2 separate regions of the Homo sapiens genome follow, and region 1 is linked to region 2. A link is an interaction called in ENCODE POLR2A ChIA-PET data of the cell type or tissue named here. Cell type or tissue: OCI-LY7. All regions are shown on one strand. Each heading gives the region's core, and the rest is flanking DNA. Links, peaks and the distances in the headings are about the cores only.

Region 1 (11,729 bases), core at 687-8,686, 280 kb before region 2:
TCTGTCGCCCAGGCTGGAGTGCAGTGGCCGGATCTTGGCTCACTGCAAGCTCCGCCTCCCGGGTTCACGCCATTCTCCTGCCTCAGCCTCTTGAGTAGCTGGGACTACAGGCGCCCGCCACTACGCCCGGATAATTTTTTTGTATTTTTAGTAGAGACGGGGTTTCACCATGTTAGCCAGGATGGTCTTGATCTCCTGACCTTTTGATCCGCCCCCCCTTGGCCTCCCAAAGTGCTGGGGTTATAGGCATGAGCCACTGCGCCCGGCCATGTGTGATGTATTTTAAAAAGTCCGATTCTTACAGAGTGAAGAGTTTCTCAAGTAGCAAATTGAAGATTCTAACTTCCCTTTTGTATGATTTTATTTTAGTCCTAAGCTATAATATTCTTTTTCTGTTATATCTTCCAGTTAGCTCTAATTAAGGAGAATTACTTGCTTTTTTCCTTTCCTTTCTCTCTTCCTCCAAACAAGGAGGGCTCTATGCGTATCTCTGTCACTTTAGTGACATTGAGGGTGTGGACTGGAAGGCCCTCAGGAACTAAGTGCCCTGTGTCAGGAGCATAAGGAGCGAGATATCAGTGATGCAGAACGTATTGGAAACCATGGGTCCAGAAGCCAGAGAATTAGAATGAATGGTCTTGAGTTTTGTTTGTTTGTTTGTTTTTAAAGGAACTGTTTTAACAATAAGTTTTATCTTATTTTTGTATGTGTCTAGATTTTAAAAATAGTTGGCCGATACTTAAAATTCTATGCTCAATATTTTTAACTACTTAAGATCTTTTAGGGGTTCTGTGACCCTTTCTAATTTCTTCTGAATCTTATGTTAGTATATTTGCATGCCATACTTACCTTGTGACTTGGGGAATAATGATGATCTGAAAATACCCTGATCTGCAGAGCAGGACTTGTGTCGGGGTAAAGGTAAAGGCCCTGTCAGGCTGTGGTTGGATGAAGCCGAGTGAGCAGCAGTGGGTGTGCAGGTGCTCCTAAGATTGAGAATGTTGATGAGTTGTATTAAAGCCATCAGGAATCAAGAACTGTTGACTTCCTGCCAGTGATGGAGGTCGTATCAGACTGACATGCTAAAGGTTACAACACTTGTTGGAGCCCATGCGCTCTTGACCACGTCTTTCCTCTCAGTGCCTGCTTCCGCATGTGTCAGTTCTCCTCGCTGGATTGTTGTAAGGATTGGCTGAAAGGATGCACAAAAGCTCCAGCCTACTTCTAAACAGCACCCATTGGTGATAAAATTGTAAAATACATGTCTCAGCATGGGTCATGACTCTGACAACATCAAGAAATGCCCTCAGTTTCCACAGATTTGTTGGTATTAATGAAATTGAAGTCTGTTTTATGGTTTATTTACTTGTCTGTTTTCAAATGAATCTAGGTAACTCCATTTCCAAATACTGGATTTATAAATGGGTTTACGTCTCCAGCGTTCAAGCCTGCGGCGTCTCCTCTGACTTCTCTCAGACAGTATCCTCCTCGAAGCAGGCAAGTTCCGGGGCGGTCTTAGCAGTTTTGGTCTTTACGCTACTGCCCTTCCGGAGTTGGGATGAGAGAGCTTTGATCACTAGTCCTGCTCCTCGCAGACAGAGCCACCTGAAGCACACAGCTGCATTCTGTAAAGACTAAGCACTACAATCTGGCATGGGTGCCCGCCTCAGATTCTCTGAGAGGAGGCTTTGGGGCAACTTGTACACATCAGGTGTGCCTGATTTTAATTTGGGCCTGGACTGAAAAACAGCTAAGCAGAATTGTGGCACATTGTTAATAGATTTGCATTATCCTATATGTTAGGAGTTAACCATTCCAAATCCTATTTTTATACTTTATTAAACAGAGAGCAGATTTCAGCTTAGCTATTCCATGTCAGTATGCATGTTATGTAATGCCTTGATCATTTTATAACTCAACACATAAAACCATTTTTATTTACAGGAATCCTAGTAAATCTCATCTGCGGCATGCGATTCCTAGTGCAGAGAGGGGACCTGGGTTATTAGAAAGTCCTTCAATATTTAACTTCACTGCAGATCGATTAATTAATGGTGTCCGGAGTCCACAAACAAGGCAAGCAGGTCAAACTAGAACACGGATTCAAAACCCTTCAGCATATGCCAAGAGAGAGGCTGGGCCTGGGCGTGTGGAGCCAGGCAGTCTCGAATCCTCTCCTGGTTTAGGGAGGGGAAGGTGAGTTGTTGAGCAGTTACTGTGTAACATCATAAACTAATATTTTAAAAATTATTTAATTTAGATATGTTTTGTAATTGTCTTTAAATATGTCACAGAAAATCTAACTGAAGGCTATAAACATAAGGGTTTTATATAATTGCTAAGACTTAAATGGCTTCATCTTTTTTGGAATATGAAATGGTTCAGTGAGAACTGTAGTTGTTTTAGATCATTATTTGTAGAAACACTGGAGCTCAATAGCCATAGACTCCATCCCATGTGCCTGCAGTCTCCTCTTGGCAGCACCCCTGGCTCACCAGGCCCCTCTGCAAGGGCGGTGTCCAGGCTCTGCCCCATGGCTGCTGGCCTGGCGCCCTCCAGCTGGGTGTGCACCAGGCACTGCAGGTGGAGCCTGGAGCGGGTAACCAGGCAGATCAGCATTGCAGTCTCATCTCATTGGAGGGTTGAGACTAGCCAGGACGGGTCTTAGCTGTGCTTCCTGCCCACCATTTTTGGTTTTGTTTAACATTTTTTTGGCATCAATCCTGTAGTAGGTTTTTGTTTGTTTGTTTGTTTGTTTGTTTGTTTTTAAGACAGGGTCTCACTCCGTTGCCCAGGCTGGGGTACGTTGGCATGATCATGGCTCACTACAGCCTTGAACTTCTGGGTTCAAGCAATCCTATTGCCTCAGCATGCTGAGAAGCTAGGACTTCAAATGCACACCACCATGCCTGGCTAGTTTTTAAATATTTTGTAGAGACAGGATCTCGCTGTGTTGCCCAGGCTGGTCTTGAACTCCTGGCCTAGAGCCATCCTCCTGCCTCAGCCTTCCATAGTGGTGGGATTACAGGCATGAGCCACCGCACCTGCCCATTGTTGATAAGGCCAGTTGATCTTCTCAGTCCTTGCCTTGGTAAGGACCGTCAGGATTTTCCTCTCATAAGTGACAAACAAGTGACTCAAATACCTGAGCTTTTTCAGGGTGTTCTATATACAATGTGTACAGCACCATCCCTGACGTGCAAGCTCCTCTTCCTGCCTGCCACAGTGCACACCCTCTGTGCAGTGAGAATTCAACATGAAGAGGCATCAGAAGCATCTCATTCCTGCCCATAATGATTCAATGAGCACATAGGAGTTCCTGCAGGGATTGTGCAGTGGCATTGGAAGGCACCATGGTCTGGGAGAGCTGGCACTGGCCTGTGTCTCACAGGAAACATGGCATCAGGTTGGCTCAACAGGCCTTGGAGATGCAAAGCCAAAAGGGGCCCACCGTGTCATGGAGAGTCAGTGACTTCAGGGAGCAGTTGCTAGCCCTGGGTCTCAGTTTGGGGTTCTTAAGACCCAGACGCTTGGAGGGAGGAGGGTTGCAGAGCTGGGGCTCAGACTTGGGACAGAGCCCTACTCATCAAGGCCATGTGGCTCCCTCTGAGGGGCATCAATTGTGGGCACGGTGTGGAAGGAGGCAGACTAGATGGACAAGGCCCCCCGGCCTCAGCCTCCTGTGCTCTTCAGTGTGCCTTGTTCATACGAGCGTCACAAGGAGTTTCCTGGCAAATGAAAGTGGGGCTTGTTGAATTCCAGCTACCTCACAAAATGTATACAGGTGGCTTTGAAGCTGAGAGTCCAAAGCTTGCTGACGAATGTGGTCTACCCAGGATACCCTTCAACAATACTTGAACTTCCAAATGCAACTGTAACAAGTTTATGCTTTTGCCTGACAGATGCAGATCTTGCACCAATGGAGACCCTCTCTCTCCCCACCAAGGGAGGACAACTGTCCTCCCACCTGAGACCTGAGCACTGCGGCAGGGAGTGGTTTAGGAAGCGCACACCAGCATGGGCACGGTGGGCAGGGAGTGGTTTAGGAAGCACGCACCAGTGGTTTAGGGAGTGGTTTAGGAAGTGGTGGGCAGGGAAAGCGCATGCAACTCCTGCAGCCTGTTTCTGCGATGGGTTCTGAAGCCAGAGCTGACCTTCGTAACCTCCTCCTTCCCTCTGTCTTGAGAAAGAGCTTGTGCTGTTTTGCAGGGAGGTGTGCCAGGCCTTGCTTGCCCTGAGAACCTGATCCACAGCAGCCATGCCTCCACCTCCCCTTTTTGGGAGGGTTTGTTTTGTTTCCATTAACTTTCTCTATTGGACCAAAGTGCTAAGATGTCCTGGAGAACCCCTTACCAGAGTCCAGACACATGTCCCTACCCTTGCATGGCGGCCATGGCAGGGCACGGCCCAGCTGGGTTGAATGGCATGAGGAGCCCCAGGCGCCAGGTGGCTGCCTTGGTGGAGCTACTGTTAGGATCAGCTGGGGGAAGCACACCTCTTCAGGGTCTCAGGCCTTCACACCACTGCATTCAGAGTCGCGGGTGTCACAGTGATGTTTCCTCTATGGTGCTGGGACCACCCTGGGTCCCTTGCTACCCCTTGTGAGCTGTAACCCACCATGGCCCTGTCACTGAGCCTTGGCTCAGCCAACCTGCTCTCTGCATGATGGGCACTGACAGCTGACAGTGTTCTACGGCTGCAGGTGGGCTTCTGGGTCTGACACGGGTTACGTGGAGCCCAGTGAGGGTGTGGGGGAGTGTTGGCTGGGCCCACTGATGGTGACTGGGATAGGACCCCATGGCAGGCAGGTCTGTGTCCTGGACACCGCTGTGTTCCAAGGGATGGGTGCCCCTGCGTCCCAGCCGGTAGTGACGAGCAGGCTGCCCTTGGCGGAGGGATGCCCTGTGCCGAGCCCTGCGGGATGTCCTCTGCCCATGTGGCTGCTGTCCCTCTGTCCAGCGCTCAGGGCAATGCCTCTGGGCAAGCAGGTGCTGACACCATCCGTCTCACACCCCTCCCAGGTCCCCAGGGCCAGTTGAGTCCTGTCCCACTGAAGACTCTCATCTGGTTGCATCCCTAGCTCTGCTCATGGGTCATTGTAGCCCCACCTTTCCACTACTTCTGAATCCTGGCGCAGCGGAGTAGGAGTTCAGCTCCCTGGGTTTTGGGAGCACCCCCTATTAGGGAGTGGTGCTGAGCCAGGTGTGTACTGGGGTGGCTGTCCATAATGCAGGCCCAGGACCCTCTCTCCCTGTGAGGCCACAGGCATGGATCCAGGACAAGGAGCACCAAGCCCCCTGTTCCTACAGGAGGTTGGGTTGTCAGGACTCATGCCCCACCTGTGGCTCAGTACTCATCCATGTCCCATAGTCTGGCCTGCAGTCTCCGCAAGGCACCAGTAGAAAGCCAGGAGCTATTTCCAGAAAGTTTTCTGTAGGAGATAATAGGGATTTGCTCCAGAATCCTAAAGGTTTGTGCCGTCCTTGCCCTAGAGGGTTTGGCCCAAGGTTCCACAGAGTTTTCCACTGTTAGGCCATCTTAGGCAAGACTAGTTTTTGGTTTTCTGTAAATGAAGGAATTAGTCAAGACTATTTCTTAACTCCTTTCCAGGTTATGTAATACAAGGCCCTTGGGGGAGTCTTTGCATTCCATTAAATTATCCATTGAGATGAATGTGTGTCATGTGACTTGTTAGACCACATAACCTGTCCAGGGAAATGGGAATGTCTTGGCCATCCTAGAGTCCTAGGTCTCCACGTGAAGTCACCACTTAATCAGTGTCTGTCCTGTGGTTATCAACTGCGTGTGTGGCGTGGCCTTGCTGCCTGCATGGGGAGGTCCAGAATGTGGTTCCTGAGGCTGGGAGGCGAGGGCAGGAAGTCTTTGGGGCACAGAGGTCCTTGTGTGGTTTTCGTGGGAAGGGGTCAGCCATTGAGGCAGTAGTGGAGGAAGCTGAGAGGGCAGAGGAAGGGATGGGACGCGGTATTTGGGGTCTTTTAAATCTGATGTAAAGCAAATCTGCGCCGGGAAAATTCTCACCACCATTTTAAACAACTCATTGATGGAGCTCAGTCTCAGATTTTATGTGTCTTGTCATTTCCACCCAGTGGATGTTCAGTACTCATGTCTTAACAGACATCCCAAGGAGGCACCAGGGAGTTGGTTTCAGTCAGTGTTTTCTTCTGTTCTTTATCACTTGCCTGGACTTCCACGTTAGTCCCTTGCTGTCAACTTTGTGTTGTTCTGCTTACGCTTCCTGAAGTTGGGATTTTAGAATTGAAAGTCATCTTTGAAAGGTTTCAAAGTGATAAAGACTGAATTGATGTGTACTTTGATTATGTGAGTGCAAACGTGCTCAATAATAAATTCTCCAAGTGGGAAAAAAATAACAGTCTTTCACTTTCCACTCCTCTAGGAAGAATTCCTTTGGCTACCGGAAGAAAAGGGAGGAGAAGTTTACAGTGAGTACATAAAGCATATACCTCTTCACAAGACATTTAAATCTAATTTATACCAAACCTGAGATTTAATTAAATGGATTAAGGTTAAGGCACAAGAATGAGCATTTCAAAAGACTTGTAACGTGAAATCCACTAAGTAATAACTGACACCCTGGCTGGCCTAGGAGGAAGCAACTGTAGAGGTTTTGGAAATAGCGATGTGCTGCACAGGACTCCACAGTGCACAGGCGTGTTGTGCTGTGGCACAGGCATGGCCAGGAACTTGCTGTCGCATGCACTGCAGCCTACACACGGGTGTGCACGTGAGCTCTTCTGTGTGGCAGCTGTACCGGAGAGTCTGAAATGACTGGAGCCATTCATTTCAATGAGCAGAGTAAGCATCTTCCACGGAGCAATTTGTTTGTCGGTGTTTTTCCTTCAAAACTTTCGAATACTCTCCCACTGTGTAGAAAGCATTATCTCCTTCTGCTATAACTTACTGGCAGGACAGACCCAAACATAAGTGATAGGTTTTTGTGGCGGTAAGTACATGAGACATGGTGATTTTTGCTTGGGTTGATTAATCAGAGTTTCTCCTGTGGAAAATGTTTGTGCTGGTCTTTAGTGGAGGATGGCATGGACTTCTCCACAGCCAGTGGTGGGATGGCACGGTGGCAGTTAGCAGTACCCACAAAGATGGGAGGGATGGCACGGTGGCAGTTAGCAGTACCCATGAACCAGTGGTGGGACGGTACGGTGGCAGTGTTAGCAGTACCCACGAAGATGGGAGGGATGGCACGGTGGCAGTTAGCAGTACCCACGAACCAGTAGTGGGACAGCAAGGTGGCAGTTAGCAGTACCCACGAAGATGGGAGGGATGCCTCCATGGGCTTGCAGATGTGGAATTCCATACAAGGAATGCTGGAGGAGACCTGGACAAATCCTGGTCCAGCCCCTCAAGCCATCACACAGGTGCTTTCTCATCACAAAAGATACAATCTCTGTTTAGAACTCAGAAATTGTGCCTTTCATGAGGTCGGCTTAGTCTAGTTTTTGTTTAACTAGTTGGTAAGGCAGTTTTTACCAGTTAATTGCAATTGGAATTAGTGAATTCCTGTGACCATTTGGACTAACAAGTCAAGCATCTAAACACAGGGCACTGTTGTGCCTGCCGTGATGTTTTCCCACAGCCATTTCTCTTCCGTTCTGTTTTGCCTTGCATTCCTGATGCATGTGTTCATGACTGTGACCTGCTTTGAAGCTTCGGCTTGTGGCCCAGTGTTGTATTGATTACAGAGCATACGCCCATCGTCTTATGTACGTGCTCTCAGGACCTCAGAAAGGTCCAGACGCTTTTTCTGTAAAAGTGTGTGAGCCTCGGGCCTAACCACGCCCATGGGACCTGAGCAGTACTCAGACCTCACCCAGAGGTGCTCAGATCCTAGAGGATTTTAACACTGCCTTCCAAGTCAAGTCCCATCTGTGGGTGATGTCATTTTGTAACTCCCACATCTGGGCAGTTGTTGCCTGCCTCTTTTGCTTCTACAAGTTGAGATTTAAATACATTTTTGGGGAAGGCTGTCTCTCTAATAATGCTTATCTTCTGAAAAGCTGTGTTCACCTCAGAAACGTGCAGATGTTTAAAACCGCTTTGCCATCATAGTGGCCATGTGTAACTTAGAGCTTTGCAGGATCATTTTGAGCATCATATTCACAATACTAGGTTACAGAGAGCATACAACAGCCAGCTGCTCAGTAGGTAACAAGCTTACTGCCAAGGACACCTAACTGGGAAAAGCTAAGCTAAAATTAGGCACCTGTCGCGTGGAGCAGAGAAGCAAGCGGAATGCCCAACACAGACTGGACTGGGGTTTGTGTCAGCCTGAATTCATTTTCATCCTTTGACCTGCTTTCACTTCTGACATATTTTCTCTAGAATCTACTGATGCAGGGATTCACCTTCCTGTGTATAAACTTTGGAGAAACATTGGCACTTTCCAGTTAGGTGGATCCCATGAGATCTTTGCTTCCTGGTCAGAGTAGCTCATTGTTTCAGCTAAAAATAGTTGTATTCTTTAGTTAATATAAATTCATTTCTAAACTAAATGCAAACTCATTTCCCCTTTCTGTGCCATGTGTCCTTCAGCCGAGGAACTGCGTACTCGCAAAATGACTGCCAGCTTGTTAAAGCGGGTTGATAGATCATTTTCCAATAAAAGGTATTACTGCCTTTCTTCTGAGATTTGGGCTTACAAAGTACACTCACTTCTTATTATACTGAGTTTGCTTTCTTGGAAGTCAAAGAATCTGATTAGAATTTGTTGTCAAATCCTGTGTTTTTAATTATTTAAAAATATAAACTTTCATTAAGTTTATTTTCAGAGAATTCGAGCCCCCTTCCCTTTTGTTAAACCACTTTTTTGATGCACGTGTGTAAAATTTCTTACACAGGTTGTGGAGAGAGTGTCATATTTTGTTTTTTACAATTATCTTGTGACTCACATTAAAAACTATGCTGTAGTAACACAACACTTGTCTGAAAGTGAGAAAGTTTAATGTCTAGACTCAGGCTGCCCTGCTTTCCATCTGGTGGGCTGGAGTCACTCCAGAGTGTCTCCCTTGCCTTCAGCTGCCCCTGCTGTTCGTGAGTGCTGGCAGCCATGGGTGGATAGCTCTTTGGATGTCACCTTAGCCTCACTGTGTCCTTTGTGACACATCTCTTGGGCAGCAGCATCCTTGAGATTTCAGTTTTACAGCTCTGCTCTAGATGGTTGAAGTTGCTTGGGAGAACCTTCAATTGAGTGAGGAAGCCCTTGTCTGGGTTGAATGATCTGCTTGTTTCTACAGATATTTTCCAGACAGGTGTGGAAACGAGAAGCTGCTTGGCCTTCTCTCTCCATACCGTGACCCTGGGGTGTCATTCTGTTGCAGAGCAGCCAGACACAGTCTCCAACGCCACCAAAGCCTCCGTCGCCAAGCTTCGAGCTGGGGCTGTCCAGCTTCCCTCCATTACCTGGAGCTGCCGGCAATTTGAAGACAGAGGACTTGTTTGAAAACAGGCTATCTAGCTTGATAATAGGACCATCCAAAGAAAGGGTAAGGGATATATTGCATGTCTAATAGTTGCCAACAGTGTCTAGGTACGGGTTCCGTGTCAGGCGCTTTGCTGAGCTCTTTATACATGTTTGTTTTTAATACTCAAGAGAGGCTTGGAGGCCACGTGATTGCAGAGGTCACACAGATTTGGAGTAAGGCCAGCCTTGAACCCAGGGCTGGGCCTTCTCCTTAACATTGCTGTCTGATGAAGTCAGAGGTAGAAACGTGTGCCATGATGTGCCGTACACACCCTTTCTCTCACCCAGAAACTTAGATTGCATTGTCATTGTTGTAGTTCAGACCTGCCTTTATTTTATAAAACAACAGAATGAAATGGAAACATCTGAATTGTATTGGAAATGATTAAAATGTGTAGTAATCTACATGAGACAAGGAGCAAGAAGCCTGGGAGAACCTCACTGTAGTGTCGGTAGCTTCTGGTGAGGTCTGGGCTGCCCCACGAGGTGCCGCCTCCACTGCAGTGAATATCATCCCAGGAGTCGTCCCGAGCTGCAGATGACAGAGGACACTCAGCCCAGCACTCTGGCCTCTAATGTGCTTAGGAGGTGGAAGTGGGACTTGGCCGGCTGCCACACCTGGCGTTGAAGGCTCTGGGAAGTACAGAGGAAGTTTTCTGCCCAGTTACCTACTGTGCATAGGAAGAGCCCAGGAAGAACCTGCTGAGCACTCCAGGTTGCCGGTGTCCCCTGTGCCAGGGGCCCTTTCCCCAGCTGTGCCCCAGAGTTACCACGTGTCTGTTCCACGCCACATGACCGTGCTGCTTGCTACCCCACCCAGGTCTGCAGAGTCAGTGTCTCTTCCACCCTGGGCTTTAGGGAAGGCCCCGCAGTAGATAGAACCATTCCTCACTTCCTAGGGCAGAATTTAAGGTGGATTTTGATGCAGTATCTTTACAATGAAAGCCAGGTGACGTGTCTAGTCCTTTTCATATTGGTAGATGGTCATGCTCCTGTTTGGAGATTGAGTACATTCCAGGATTGTCACATTAGCCTTAAATTTCCACACCGTCATTTCTAAGGTATTAGTGCCTTGAGAAGAAATGCAGTTTAAAGATCATGAATTCTAGTTTTCCAACTGTAGCCTACTCCCGTTGGTATTGAGTGGAGGAGAAGAGGCAGGTCTCCAACCCTGCTTCAGAAACAGCAGCTCCTGCTGTGCCCAGTTTGAGTCTTGTGTAAGGTTTCTCTTGAAGAAAGAATTGCTTCTTTGAAAAGCCTGACCCTGAGCCTTATGCCACCACCCAGGTGTAGTGGGCTCCATTGCTGCTTCTTGGGAGCTTCTTGAGTCAACAGCGTGGCCCTTGGGTTTCAAAGTGGGGTGGAGGCTCCAGAAATGATGGGGTTCAGCCCTTCCCCTGTTGACATGGAGCTCGTGATGGTCACTCTGACTTGCTTCATGACCTGCAGTTGTGGATCTGCATTTCATTTGCATTGGGACTGCACATATCCTGAATTAATTAGTTAATTTGTTTATTTAAGATAGAGTCTTGCTCTGTCACCCAGGCTGGAATGCAGTGGCACGACCTTGGCTCCCTGCAACCTCCGCCTCCTGGGTTCCAGTGATTCTCCTGCCTCGGCCTACCGAGTAGCTGGGACTACAGGCATGCACCACCACACCCGGCTAATTTTTGTATTATTAGTAGAGATGGGGTTTCACCATGTTGGCCAGGCTGGCCTCAAACCCCTGACCTCAGGTGATTCGTCCACCTCAGCCTCCCAAAATGCGGGGATTATAGGCGTGAGCCACCGTGCCCGGCCCCTACCCTGAATTTAAAATGAGCTTTTACAAAAGGAGTCCTTTGCCCTCTTGTTTCCACCAAGCTGGATTCCTGCTGGTCGAGCGCAGGAATTGCAGCGGATTCTGGTTCTCCAGCTGGAAGGGCTCTAGGTCTGTCGTCAGCCTTCATCTAAGGGCAGAAGTGTAAAGAGCACCTGCCCTCCTGCCTTTTTTAAGTTGCATGACAAGTGTATCATCACATGCCATATGTATAAGATCAAGCACACATGAAATAGCCCCTGCACAGGGGTCGCTGGCTGGAGTAAGGAGGGAGTAAGTTTCACTCCGTCCTTTGCTTCCTGGCCTTGGGCAAATTAACTTAGAGGTATTGGGCCTCAGTTTCCTCACCTGTTGAGATGGGGGCATTCGCACACCTGCTTCCTGGGGTTGTGAATT
Region 2 (11,729 bases), core at 1,999-9,998:
GTGATCCGCCCGCCTCGGCCTCCCAAAGTGCTGGGATTACAGGCGTGAACCACTGCACCCGGCCAGGTGTTTGTCACTTTTTGAAAGCTACATTTGAGGAATGAAATAGACTGAACAGAATTACTTATTTTTGAATATTTAATACTTAGTCTATGAGAACACTTAAATATAGTTAATGTATTCGAATAATAAGGAAGAAATTTCCCTCTCTGTTTCCAAAGCAAAAGTATAAACAACCTTTTACTTGGCAGGGACTTCACTCTGTTTCTAAAAAGCCAGCAAGCACCGTTCCTGAAATAGACCGATCTGTTCCTCTGCATAGACCCTATTAACATTTTAGCTACATCTCTGCTGTATCTTGATATGATAGATTATAGAAAATGTCTTGCTACTGGAACTTCACGATGCTTTCCTTTTAAACATCAGGTAGAAAGTATGGATAGTAAATCTCAGATTAGTTGCCATTCTTGGTCTTGGTAGAGCTGCCATCGACAGCCTCCGTCAGTTACAACAGAGTGTGTCTCTCCAGCAACCCAGCTTAGATTGCAGACTGAGTCTGGCTCACCCAGGATTCAGTGCAACGTCTTCCGAAGCTGTAGCCACCACTCTCAGAAGAGACTTGAGAAGCCCTCCCTTTGATGCCTGCATGTGGCTGTTCTCAGATCACAACAGCTATAGCAGCGTCTCAGAGGATGCTGGCAGGGGTGTCCTGGGTGTGACACCACGGCAGGGGCCTGCAGCATCTGAACGAAATGGGCCGTGACATTGAGCGGCCTAGGGGAGTCCACAGCCGCATTTCAAAGGTGCAGTGGCCCGAGGTTGAACCCCAGAGCCTGGCTCTGAGGAGCCTGGAGTTGACCTGTCACAACTCCATTGAGAGAGCTGGCTGAATTCTGTACCTGTGTGGGCAAGATGGCTGTGTTTGCTCTTGGACCCTTCCCAAGCCAGGGCTAGGGAGATTGTCTGCACAGCTAGTGGGAGCTTGACTGTTCACACTCGGGGCTGAGTCCCTCACCTTTCTCTGAGCCCAGGGAAGATGGACATGCTGCTGTGACACAGCCAGCCTGGCAGGAGGGAAGGCACTTGTGGGTTTGTGCACCGAGGCCTCCTTCCTCTTGAGCCAGGAAGGGCTTTTGGGATCCTGCTTCCAGCTGCTTTCCCTTGCTAGGTTATTGGCCTCGGGGGCCAGGAGAAGCCGAGTGCAGACCTGCAGCCTGGACCCCTTCCACAGCCTCCGTGGCACCTGTGGTAAGCGGGACGTGGCCTTTGGAACTCCAAGCCCTACCCTGGCATGCCTGCCCCTTGGGGTGTCTCAGGCACCTGCTGTATGCCAGGCTCCATGGCGGGGTGGGCGGCAGCCAGGGCTGTGGGGAGGAGGGGGCATGGTACGTGGACGATGTTGAGAAGCATCAGGGAGGCGCTTGAGGCAGTGTCAGCAGAGCCGAGACCTGCAAGGAGGGGACTGGCTGTGGGTGTTGGAGCTCAGAGGCTGCCTCTACCAGAGCCACAGTGTCTAGTGAGGGCAGAGGGAGGACCGAGGCCCGGGGAAGCCGTGTGCATGGTTTGCATCAGGTATGTACCAGAGCCACAGTGTCCAGTGAGGGCAGAGGGGGAAATCGAGGCCCGGGGAAGCCGTGTGCACAGTTCGCATCAGGTATGTACCAGAGCCACAGTGTCCAGTGAGGGCAGAGGGGAGACCGAGGCCCGGGGAAGCCATGTGCACGGTTCGCATCGGGTGTGCAGGCCTGACTGGCTGTGCTGACCTTCTCAGTCCCGGCCAGGCCTGGGGTCCCAGAGGGAATGGAGCATCCCTCTTCTTGCTTCCCTGTTGCTTCCTGGTCAAGGGATGCTTGTTTATTGCAACTCTGGCAATTATTCTGAATATTAAGAGGAGTTTCACAAAATCGTAGGGGGAGAGGGGCTAGGGATTCATTTTTTTTTCTCCACCTGATTTTACAGGAGGCTTCTGCCATCCCTTAGTGTGAAGGCAGAGTGCAGACGCTCTGCGGTTATTTGTCCAGGAGGAGAAGAGCTTCTGGGAGGTCACAGATCTGATTGTTGTAATAGCACTGACATTTTTAAATGGGAGAATGTTGATATCTATAGTAAACAGAGTAAAACTTCAGTAGCTTCAATATAAAGATGCCGAGATGATCTTAGAGCCACTTTGTCCATAGATCCTTCTGCGGTGTGGAACTGCAGCGTCTCTCTACCAGCCTCTGTGGTCAGTGGCCACCTGTGGGTAATTGAATGCTTGAAGTGCAAATGAGAAACTGATACTTCTAATTTTATTTAATTTTAGACAAATTTAAATAGCTACATGGGCCGGGCACTGTGGCTCATACCTGTATTCCCAGCAGTTTGGGAGGTCAAGGCGGGTGGATCACGTGAGGTCAGGAGTTCGAGACCAGCCTGGCCAACATGGTGAAATCCTGTCTCTACTAAAAGTACAAAAATTAGCTGGGCATGGTGACAGGCACCTGTAATCCCAGCTACTCAGGATGCCAAGGCAGGAGAATTACTTGAACCCGAGAGGCAGAGATTGCAGCAAGCTGAGATTGTGATACTGCACTCCAGCCTGGGCGACAGAGGGAGACTGTCTTAAGAGAAAAAAAAAAAAAAAAAAGCTACACGTCCCTTGTTGCTTCTGTAGGACACCGCATGGTTCCAGAAGGTAGACCTTGTGTTGGGGACTCTGCATTGTCAGGCTGGAGACACAGTCTCCCTTCCTAGCAGTGTGGGCCCCTGGGCTGCCCTTCTACCAGAAGGGATGGTGGTGTCTCTAGAGGTATCTGTGGACTCAGATCTATGTGAATTAGTGACTAGTGTTACTCACAGATACTTAATTTTATGGGTAAATAAATACCTGGACTTGCTGCGAGCTTTCAGGGCAAGAATCGGGAGTAGGGAGTGAAAAGTGACGAGGGCACCCATGGCTTGTCCCGCTGCCTCCAGCACCTGGTCGGGGGGGGCCCTCCGCTCTGAAGCCCCCGGCACCTGGTCGGGGGCACCCCTCCCCTCTGAAGCCACCAGACCCTCCTGGCCTGTGGTGCTGCTTCTCCAAATGCCGCCCTTGGCTGTTTCCCAGGAGTCACTGGCGCCCAAGCAGGCTGTATGGGTCACTTCTGCGTGGTTTTGGGGTGTTGGTGAAGCTCATTGGTCTCGTCTTCCTTCTCATGTGCCACATCTCACCTGTTGGCTTGTGGATGGGCCCGAGTCCGTGTGTGGACGCGTTGTATCTTCTCAGGCTGTACTTGGTGCTTAGGTGACAAGGACGTCTTAGAGCAATGGACTGTCTGCTCCAAAGGGTGCTGTGTGTTAATTGAGACATAGCTTACTTGTGGGGTTTAAATTTCCTGGGTGTTGGAGGCAATTGGGGAAAAAAGGTCTAAAAAGGCCCCTGGGGATGAGGGAAGCAATAATGAAAAAGTAACTTTATCGCACTTAGCAGTTGATTGAATTTGAACGTGAATTTTGCATTTTGGGGACTCTTAAAGCTACTATTTGTAGGGATTCCTTGATGAGCTGCTTGTTTTCTGTCAAGTAGAAAGTAAAGTGGATCGGTTTTGCCTTTAATTCTGACTAACTAGAATCTACTTGGCTTTTTCCCCCATTCACGTTAGGGTGGGGGATTGGACTAGAAGAGCTGTAGGATCTTTATTTCTGATCTTAAATGAATTTTTTCTTTACTCACTTTTTTTTTTTTTTTTTTTTTTTTTTTGTGAGCTGCTATTTTTTCCTGCAATGCACTGTTCTTTGGTTTGGGAAATGTGCTATATTTGTACCGTGCTTTAAACATACACAATGGTTCTAAATAACTACTTTTCTTTAAAGTTAGATGTAACATCTTAATTAAAATGTCATCCATAAATCAGGCACAGTCTGTGAGGTTGTGCGAGCGTGAAAGCTCCACAGTCTGAGGCCTGGAGACCCCTCTTGTCGCTTCCCTCCAGCCATGTCTCCTCCCCCGGCCACATCACCTCTGGCCACATCTCCTCCCCCCACCACACCATGTCACCCCCATAACCCTTGCCACGTCACCTCTGGCCACATCACCTCCCTCCCGGCCACATCACCTCTGTCCTCGCTGCCTGCCTGCCTGCCTGCCTGCCTCCCTCCCTCCCTCCTGGCCACATCACCTCTGGCCTCACTGCCTGCCTGCCTGCCTCCCTCCCTCCCTCCCTCCCTCCATCCCGGTGGCCTCCGCGGCTCCTGCTGACTGCCCTCCCGAGGGGCTGTTCGATGCTCTTTTCCCGTCTTCTGCTCCTGAGTGGGTCTCGGGGCTGGATGTTTCACAGGATGCAAGTTTCTTCCCTTCCAGCCGTAGGTCTCTGGGCGACAACTCCAGAGAGGGCACCAAGCTCTCCTTACCCACCTGGGGGCCCTGAGCCCTGACCACCAGGGCTTTCCTGTGGGGGGGGGGGTGGGGCAGACTCGTGTGAATTGGACTGAAAAGGTGCTTCCAGGAATCCTTGTTTTAGGTGCACTGGGGCAGAGGTGGGGACAGGGGACCACCACACCACCTGGTTTGCTCAGAATTTGGTCCTGATCACAGCCAATGAGGCAACACAAGCACCTCCTAAATGAAGCATTGCAGACTGCTTTTACATGTGACAGTTGTGATGGCTGAAAAAGGCTTCACACAATGAGTGGGTTTGAGCTGCATTTGAAGGCAGAACAGGTCCCTGCAGGTGGAAATGAGAGATAAGGGTGACCCAAGCCATCAGCAGCTGCGGGTGGGGTGGTGTGGGCTCCCCAGGGATGGTGGGCATGGATGAAATGCAGGAGAGGGCAGGGGTGCGATGGAACAGCAGGGCAGCGTTAAAATCCCCCTGCAGAGAGGGGACGTGACTGAGATTTTATCACATGTATAAACTGAGAGATGATTTGAGGATGATTTCTGGGAGCCTGTGGGAAAAGCACGTGGTCATCATCAGTTCTCTGGATCTCTGAAAAGTCATGCCTCTGCCTATCTTGTGAGCTATTGTGAAGATCAAATCGGATAATCTTCAGCAAGCCTTGTAAATGCTAAAGCTCATGACAGAGACTGTTCCAGCCCCTTTTTCTCCACCCTCCCTTCCTCCTGGATAATGTGAACCCTGCTGGGTACCTCACTGTCTGCCTGCTTTCCTCCTCTGTAACATGAGGCCTGAGTATTTGCTGGGTACTTCGCTGTCAACCTTCCTTCCTTCTCAGTGATGTGAGCCCTGAGTATTTGCTGGGTACCTCACTGCCTGCCTCACAGCTGGCTGTGGCCCTGTTACACACACTTGGCTGGCACATAAGCAGAAGTGCTCGCTGGGCCTGGGAGGGCTTTCTGATGTGTGGGTGCATGCTTCTCCCTGTAGGCTGGAGCTGCAGGAGCCCTCCTGGATCAGAGGACCAAGGCTGTGGCCTCGCGATGGGGGCTGGGGGAGCTCCCTGGGTTTATTGTGTGGGTGAGAGCAAACTTCAGTCCCGCTGCAGCACCGGGATTCCGGGTTCCCTCTGGAATGTTCTGAATGAGAAACAGGAAGTATGCAGAGGTGCGTCTTCCGAGGATTTGATGGTTATCTTAGCTCAGAGGCACCAAGTGCTCTCCCATGAACCTGCAGAACCGCTTCTTCCACTAATGGCCTTCTTTATCTAAAGAATGACTTACAAACTCTGCCACTTAAGAGATAGGTATTTGCAGGTGTGGCCTGAAAAATGAACAAATTGATTCTTTCATCTCAAGGAAAATACCTTACGTTATTCCCAATGATAGCCATTGGAGCTTTCCAGTGAATATTAAAATATACAAATCTTGTGTCTGCCACTTTCTCATGTGATCAGTGGTGATATTGATGTGATTTTTTTTTTTGACATAATGAAATGTGGAAGCTGCTCATAACTCTGAACCAGTGTTTTCTAACCAGTTACAAAATCGTGTGCTGGTAAAAGAGCCACTCAAGTGCAGGACAGACCAGTCCGCTTAAAAGGAATTGGGGCAGAAAGGCCCGTCGACCAGGGTCCAGACTCTGCGTTGCAGACAGCCTGCATGGAAGTGCCGCTTGTGACATTTGGCAGCAGAGAATACCTAAAACTATGTGAAAGCACAGTGAAAAATACTTCTTCCTAACTGTATATAGCATGGGATCAGACATTTTTCATAAACTTCAACCAGAGTTCTGCAGCCCACTGAACGCAGATGGAGGCATGAGAACCCTGCTGTCCGAGGTGCAGAGAGGCGTTAGGTGTTCTCACAGCAGCACAAACTGTTGCCACACTGCTGCTTATTTTGGAAAATGGTTTTTTCTTTAAGACTGTGCTGTTTATTAACATGTAATGACTTTATTATTTTAAAATAAATTTGTTACTTTTTTTTTTTTTTTTTAAGAGTCTTGCTCTGTCACCCAGGCTGGAGTGTAGTGGCGTGACCTCGGCTCACTTCAACCTCTGCTTCCCGGGTTCAAGTGATTCTCCTGCCTCAGCCTCCCAGGTAGCTGGGACTACAGGCACCCACCACCAAGCCCGGATAATTTTTATTATTTTAGTAGAGATGGGGTTTCACCATGTTGGTCAGGCCGGTCTGGAACTCCTGACTTCAAGTGACCCATCTGCCTTGGCCTCCCAAAGTGCTGGGTGGGATTACAGGCATAAGCCCACCATGCCCGGCCTCATGAGAAAGCTTTTTGTGATCTTTAATAAACTGTAAAGGGTTCCTGAGACCCAAAAGTTTGAAAACCACCGGCTTAAACCGACAACAAATTGTCCATGATTCTTCAGTGTACCTTCTAATCTGTTGATGGAGAAAGGTTGTAAGGGGTTGCTTTACTTTTTTCCTTTCGCAACTTAGTGGTGCTGGGACAACTGGATATCCACATGGAAAAGGATGGACTGCACCCTCCCTCACCCTACACAAAAAAATAGCTCAAAATGGATCCAGTGTAAGAGTCGATACTGTGAGACCCATTTTGTCAGTCTGCTGGGTACCGTAACAGACACCGCAGACTGTGAGGCTTAAACAGCATCTTATTTCCTTTGTTCTGGAGGCTGGAAGCCTGGGGTCAAGGTGCAGGCAGGGTTCGATCCTCCGGGTCCTCACCCCATTCTGTGTAGACGGCGTCTTCTCTGTGTCCTCATGGGTTTCTCTTATGTGTGTGCAGCACTGAGGACTCTGTGTGTCTAAATTCTCTATTATAAGAACACCAGTCATGGCTGGGCGTGGTGGCTCACACCTGTAATCCCAGCATTTTGGGAGGCCGAGGTGGGTGGATCACCTGAGGTCAGGAGTTACAGATCAGCAGTGAAACCTCATCTCTACTAAAACTACAAAAATTACCTGGGCGTTGTGGCAGGTGCCTGTAGTCCCAGCTGCCCAGGAGGCTGAGGCAGGAGAATTGCTTGAACCTGGGAGGCGGAGGTTGCAGTGAGCTGAGGTCATGCCACTACACTCCAGCCTGGACAGAGAGAGTGAAACTCAAAAAAAAAAAAAAAAAAAAAAAGGGAAAACACCAGTCATGTTGGATCAGGGCCTACTCTTAAGATCTTATGGGACCTAAATTGTCACGTTAAAGGCCCTGTGACATTTTGAGTTTCTAGGGGTTGTGGCTTTAACATGGGAATCTTGCGGGGACACAGTTCAGCTCATTACACCCTTAGGGGAGAATCCAGGTGAAACTGTTACGTTGAATTAAGCAATGGTTCCTTAGATGAGATGTCTAAAGCATAACAAGCAACTGAAGGGGAAAAGACAGTATCAAAATTAAAAATGTTCATTTCAGAGGTTACTATTAAAGTAAAAAGACACAACCCACAGAACAAGACACATTATCCCAATAAGGGCCTGATATCAAGAATATCTTTAAAAACTTACTCAGCAATGAAAAGAAAATCCAATTTAAAAATGGACAAAGGATTTGAATAGACATTCTCCAAAGAAAGATACATAAATGCCTTAAAAAGCACATGAGATATTTAACAGAATTAGTCATCTTAGAAATGAAAATGAAAACCACCGTGAGATACCACTTCACAACCACTGGGATGGGTAAAACCCCAGTACTGGACGGTGACATGTTGGTGAAGATGGGAAAATTGGAATCTGTATATATTGCTAGTGGGAGGGGAAGGAAAATGGTACAGTTGCTTTGGAAAAGTCTGGCAGTTCCTCAGAAAAGTTAAGCATAAAATCACTGTACGACCCAGCAATTTCACTCCCAGGCATATGCCCAAGAAAACTGAAAACGTTTTTACAAAAAAATCTTATGCAAGAATCTTCATAGCAGCATTATTCGTAACAGTGAGTAGAAACAGCCCAGATGTCTGTCAACAGATGAGTGGATAAAGAAAATTTGCACACAATGGAGTATCACTCAGCCGTAAAAAGGAACAAAAGAACATGTGCTCCAATGAGCCTTGAATGTGAAAGATGCCAGCACCAAAGGTCACACCAAAGGTCAAGCACTGTGCAATTCCACTCACCTTGAACGGGAAAGATGCCGGCACCAAAGGTCACACCAAAGGTCACGCACTGTGCGATTCCACTCACCTTGAATGTGAAAGATGGCAGTACCAAAGGTCATGCTAAAGGTCACGCACTGTACGATACCAGTCACCTTGAACGTGAAAGATGCTGGCACCAAAGGTCACGTCAAAGGTCACGCACTATGTGCCCACTCACGACAGGCGTCCAGAGTGGGCAAATCCAGAGAAACAGAAGTCGGCTGGCGATTGCCAGGGGCTGGCGGAAGGAAGCAGCAGGTGCTGACTCTTAATGGATTCAAGGTTTCTTTTGCGGGTGGTGAAAAAGTCCCAGAATTAAATACTAGTGGTGATTGTTGTGCAGCTTTGAGAATATGCTAAAAAGACTGAATTGTACCCTTTAATATGGGGGATTTTATGGTTTGTAAATGCTTTTCAATGTAAAAAGAAACTAAAGAACTTATTTGGTGTTGATATTTAGAATGCGAAAGAGACTGTATCCAAAACATGTTACTATGTAACTCATGTCCCCAGAGAGTTAAACTTCATTTTCTGAGGATCTTAAAGGATGTGTTTGAGCCTAGGAGACACAACGATCCATACTATATGTTACAGCCTATCTTACTGATTTCTATCTCACGTAACAACCGTATTCAGGGAAAACGGACATGTAAACGTGAGCTGAATGCTCTGCAGAAGCACTTTCCTCTTACCCAGATGGTCTTTAGTGGTGCAGTAAGAGATGTGGTCACGGCAACGTCAGTTTAATTTCCATGGCAACAGGAATTTGGCACATCTGATGAGTTAGATCTCCCTGCACAGCTCCTAACAGGGTTACCCATTTCTGTGTGGTGTCTGTGTACGTTCTCGCTACTGAAATCAGTGATGGCACCTGCACAGACACTTGCCCGGAAATGCGCACAAAGCTGGTGAAGGCAGAGGACAGGCGAGTGGGAAGCATGGTTCAGCCCTTGCAAAGGAGACGGTTATTCCTAACGCAGAAGATTCAGGAACACGATCCTTGCGAAGACTGGTGATGTCCATGGATCTCACTGCTGTCCAGTTGTATCTGTGCAGCGAGTTACCAAAGCTGCCAGAGCCGCATGTGTTGGTATCGGTGTCATCATCATCACTCAATGTTTCTGACTTTTGGTATTGGTGTCATCGTCATCACTCAATGTTTGACTTTTCCTGGTGCTGAGGATGACTGCATGTGGCAGAAGCAAAGTGCTGGGCTTAGAAAAGAACTAGAATCTGATGATCTGTGGTATATAGAGAGGCAGGGTCAGAACCCCCCACTCCCCAATCCCGTAAGAACTGGGATCTGATGATCTGTGGTATAGAGAAGGGGGGAGGGTCAGAACCCCCCACTCCCCAATCTGATAAGAACTGGGATCTGGTGACCTGTGGTATAGAGAGGGACAAGGTCAGAACCCCCCACTCCCCAATCCGATAAGAACTGGGATCTGATGACCTGTGGTATAGAGAGGGACAGGGTCAGAACCCCCCACTTCCCAATCTGATAAGAACTGGGATCTGATGATCTGTGGTATAGAGAGGGGCAGGGTTAGAACCCTCCATTCCCCAATCCGATTGTTGAAGAAATAGTTGGCTTGGGAGGGTTTTTACTCTGAAGGTTGAAGCTGTGCATTTCTGGAGCCTGGGCTGTCGGCCGTAGTGGCTGGGGAATGCTGGGGCTGTGGTCGTCTGGCCGCTGGCAGTCCTGCTGGTGGGTCCTGCCTCTTTGACACCGTTCCTTTCTGAAGCTTGTTTTCCCCAGTGTTGGAAGTAGCAGCACTGGAGGAATGGCCTTCTTCCTACAGCAAAGCTCTGCCAGGAGAGGAGGAGAAGACATAGAGCATCTGTTGAGGGACATGACGTTCTGGGCACTGCACCATGCTTTCTGCTTCTCAGCAGTGCCTCCTGGTTGATGTTACCGTCACCTGGCATCGCCCAGGAGGTAACTCGCAGAGGCAGGCAGGGAGCAGAAGGAGCTCAGGAGGGAGTGAGCCGTCACAGGGTGGGGGAGGTTCAGGAGCCAGCAGGCAAGTGGGATGTGGCCTCAAGGTGTTGCTGGGTTGGTGAGGGGTCTTCTGGGACTTTTCTGAGAGTGCAGTCAGTTGTAGGGGTGGGTGCCGGCTCCCGCAGATAGAAGAGCCAAGTGTGCAGGAGACCAACGTGTGCACTGGGAGTCCCCAGGGGCGTGTCCTGGCACGCGGCCCAGAGGCCCCTGACAAGGCTCAGTGCACCAGGCACACAGCGGATTGTTGGTGCTTGACCCGACGAGAAGGTGAGGAAGTGAGGTGAGGGGGGCCGAGAGACAGGTGCAGGGATGCACTAGACAGGGTGCAGTCAGGTGGAGGGTCATGCTGTGGGGTCTAGGAGAGACAGGTGTGGTCAGGTGAAGGGTCACGCTGTGGGGTCCAGGAGAGATGGGTGTGGTCAGTGTGGAGGGTCATGCTGTGGGATCCAGGAGAGATGGGGGTGGTCAGGTGGAGGGTCACTCTTGGGGTTCCAGGAGAGACGGGTGTGGTCGGGTGGAGGGTCACGCTGTGGGGTCCAGGAGAGATGGGTGTGGTCATGTGGAGGGTCACGCTGTGGGATCCAGGAGAGATGGGGGTGTTCAGGTGGAGGGTCACACTGTGGGGTCGAGGAGAGATGGGTGTGGTCAGTGTGGAGGGTCATGCTGTGGGATCCAGGAGAGATATGGGGGTGGAGGGTCACTCGGGGGGGTCCAGGAGAGACGGGTGTGGTCGGGTGGAGGGTCACGATGTGGGGTGCAGGAGAGATGGGTGTGGTCAGGTGGAAGGTCAAGCTGTGGTGTCTGGGAAATGTGTTTTTGCTTTTGGCTGAGCAGCTGGACCTGAGCATGTCTGTGCTTTGACATTTAACCTGTGCACTGTCCTCGGCAGGGTGTGTGTGTCTGTGACAGAGGACACCTCAGCCAGAGTGGATGTCGGCGGTGGTGGCCGGACTCAGGGTCCATGAATGTTGCGTGGTAGAACGTGTTTGGTACATTCTCAGCTCCTGCCCAGGTGCCTCCCAAGCATCGGGTGTTGTGGCTCCCCAGCATCGGGTGTTGTGGCTCCCCAGCATCGGGTGTTGTGGCTCCCCAGCATCGGGTGTTGTGGCTCCCCAGCATCGGGTGTTGTGGCTCCCCAGCATCGGGTGTTGTGGCTCCCCAGCATCGGGTGTTGTGGCTCCCCACATCCTTCCCCATCTGCGTGTAGCACGACCACCACCTTCCTACCATGTGTTTGTCCTATCACGGCTGCTGTGTCTAA

Evidence for each region. Peaks named below come from ENCODE experiments on the same cell type or tissue, not always from the same donor. Only the 100,000 strongest peaks of a DNase experiment are listed, where the experiment ranks them.
Region 1: POLR2A ChIA-PET joins it to region 2 with 11 read pairs; 1 of 35 experiments calls an interaction of 5 or more read pairs at or near these places.

Annotation. Positions count from the first base shown.
Region 1 is chr10:815,532-827,260 of GRCh38, reverse strand. LARP4B (La ribonucleoprotein 4B) reads left to right here. Exons shown (of 18, transcript NM_015155.3): 12 at 1,391-1,497; 13 at 1,945-2,196; 14 at 6,416-6,461; 15 at 9,372-9,536. Among named protein-coding and RNA genes, the nearest start is that of LARP4B, 110 kb to the left of the region's middle. In OCI-LY7, for the core only: no CTCF peak of the experiment used is centred there; a DNase peak (open chromatin) is centred at 4,070; H3K27ac peaks cover 630 bases.
Region 2 is chr10:540,904-552,632 of GRCh38, reverse strand. The region is part of intron 1 of DIP2C (disco interacting protein 2 homolog C); the gene reads left to right. Among named protein-coding and RNA genes, the nearest start is that of DIP2C-AS2, 82 kb to the left of the region's middle. RefSeq lists an enhancer at 10,393-10,893. In OCI-LY7, for the core only: no CTCF peak of the experiment used is centred there; a DNase peak (open chromatin) is centred at 5,282; H3K4me3 peaks cover 102 bases.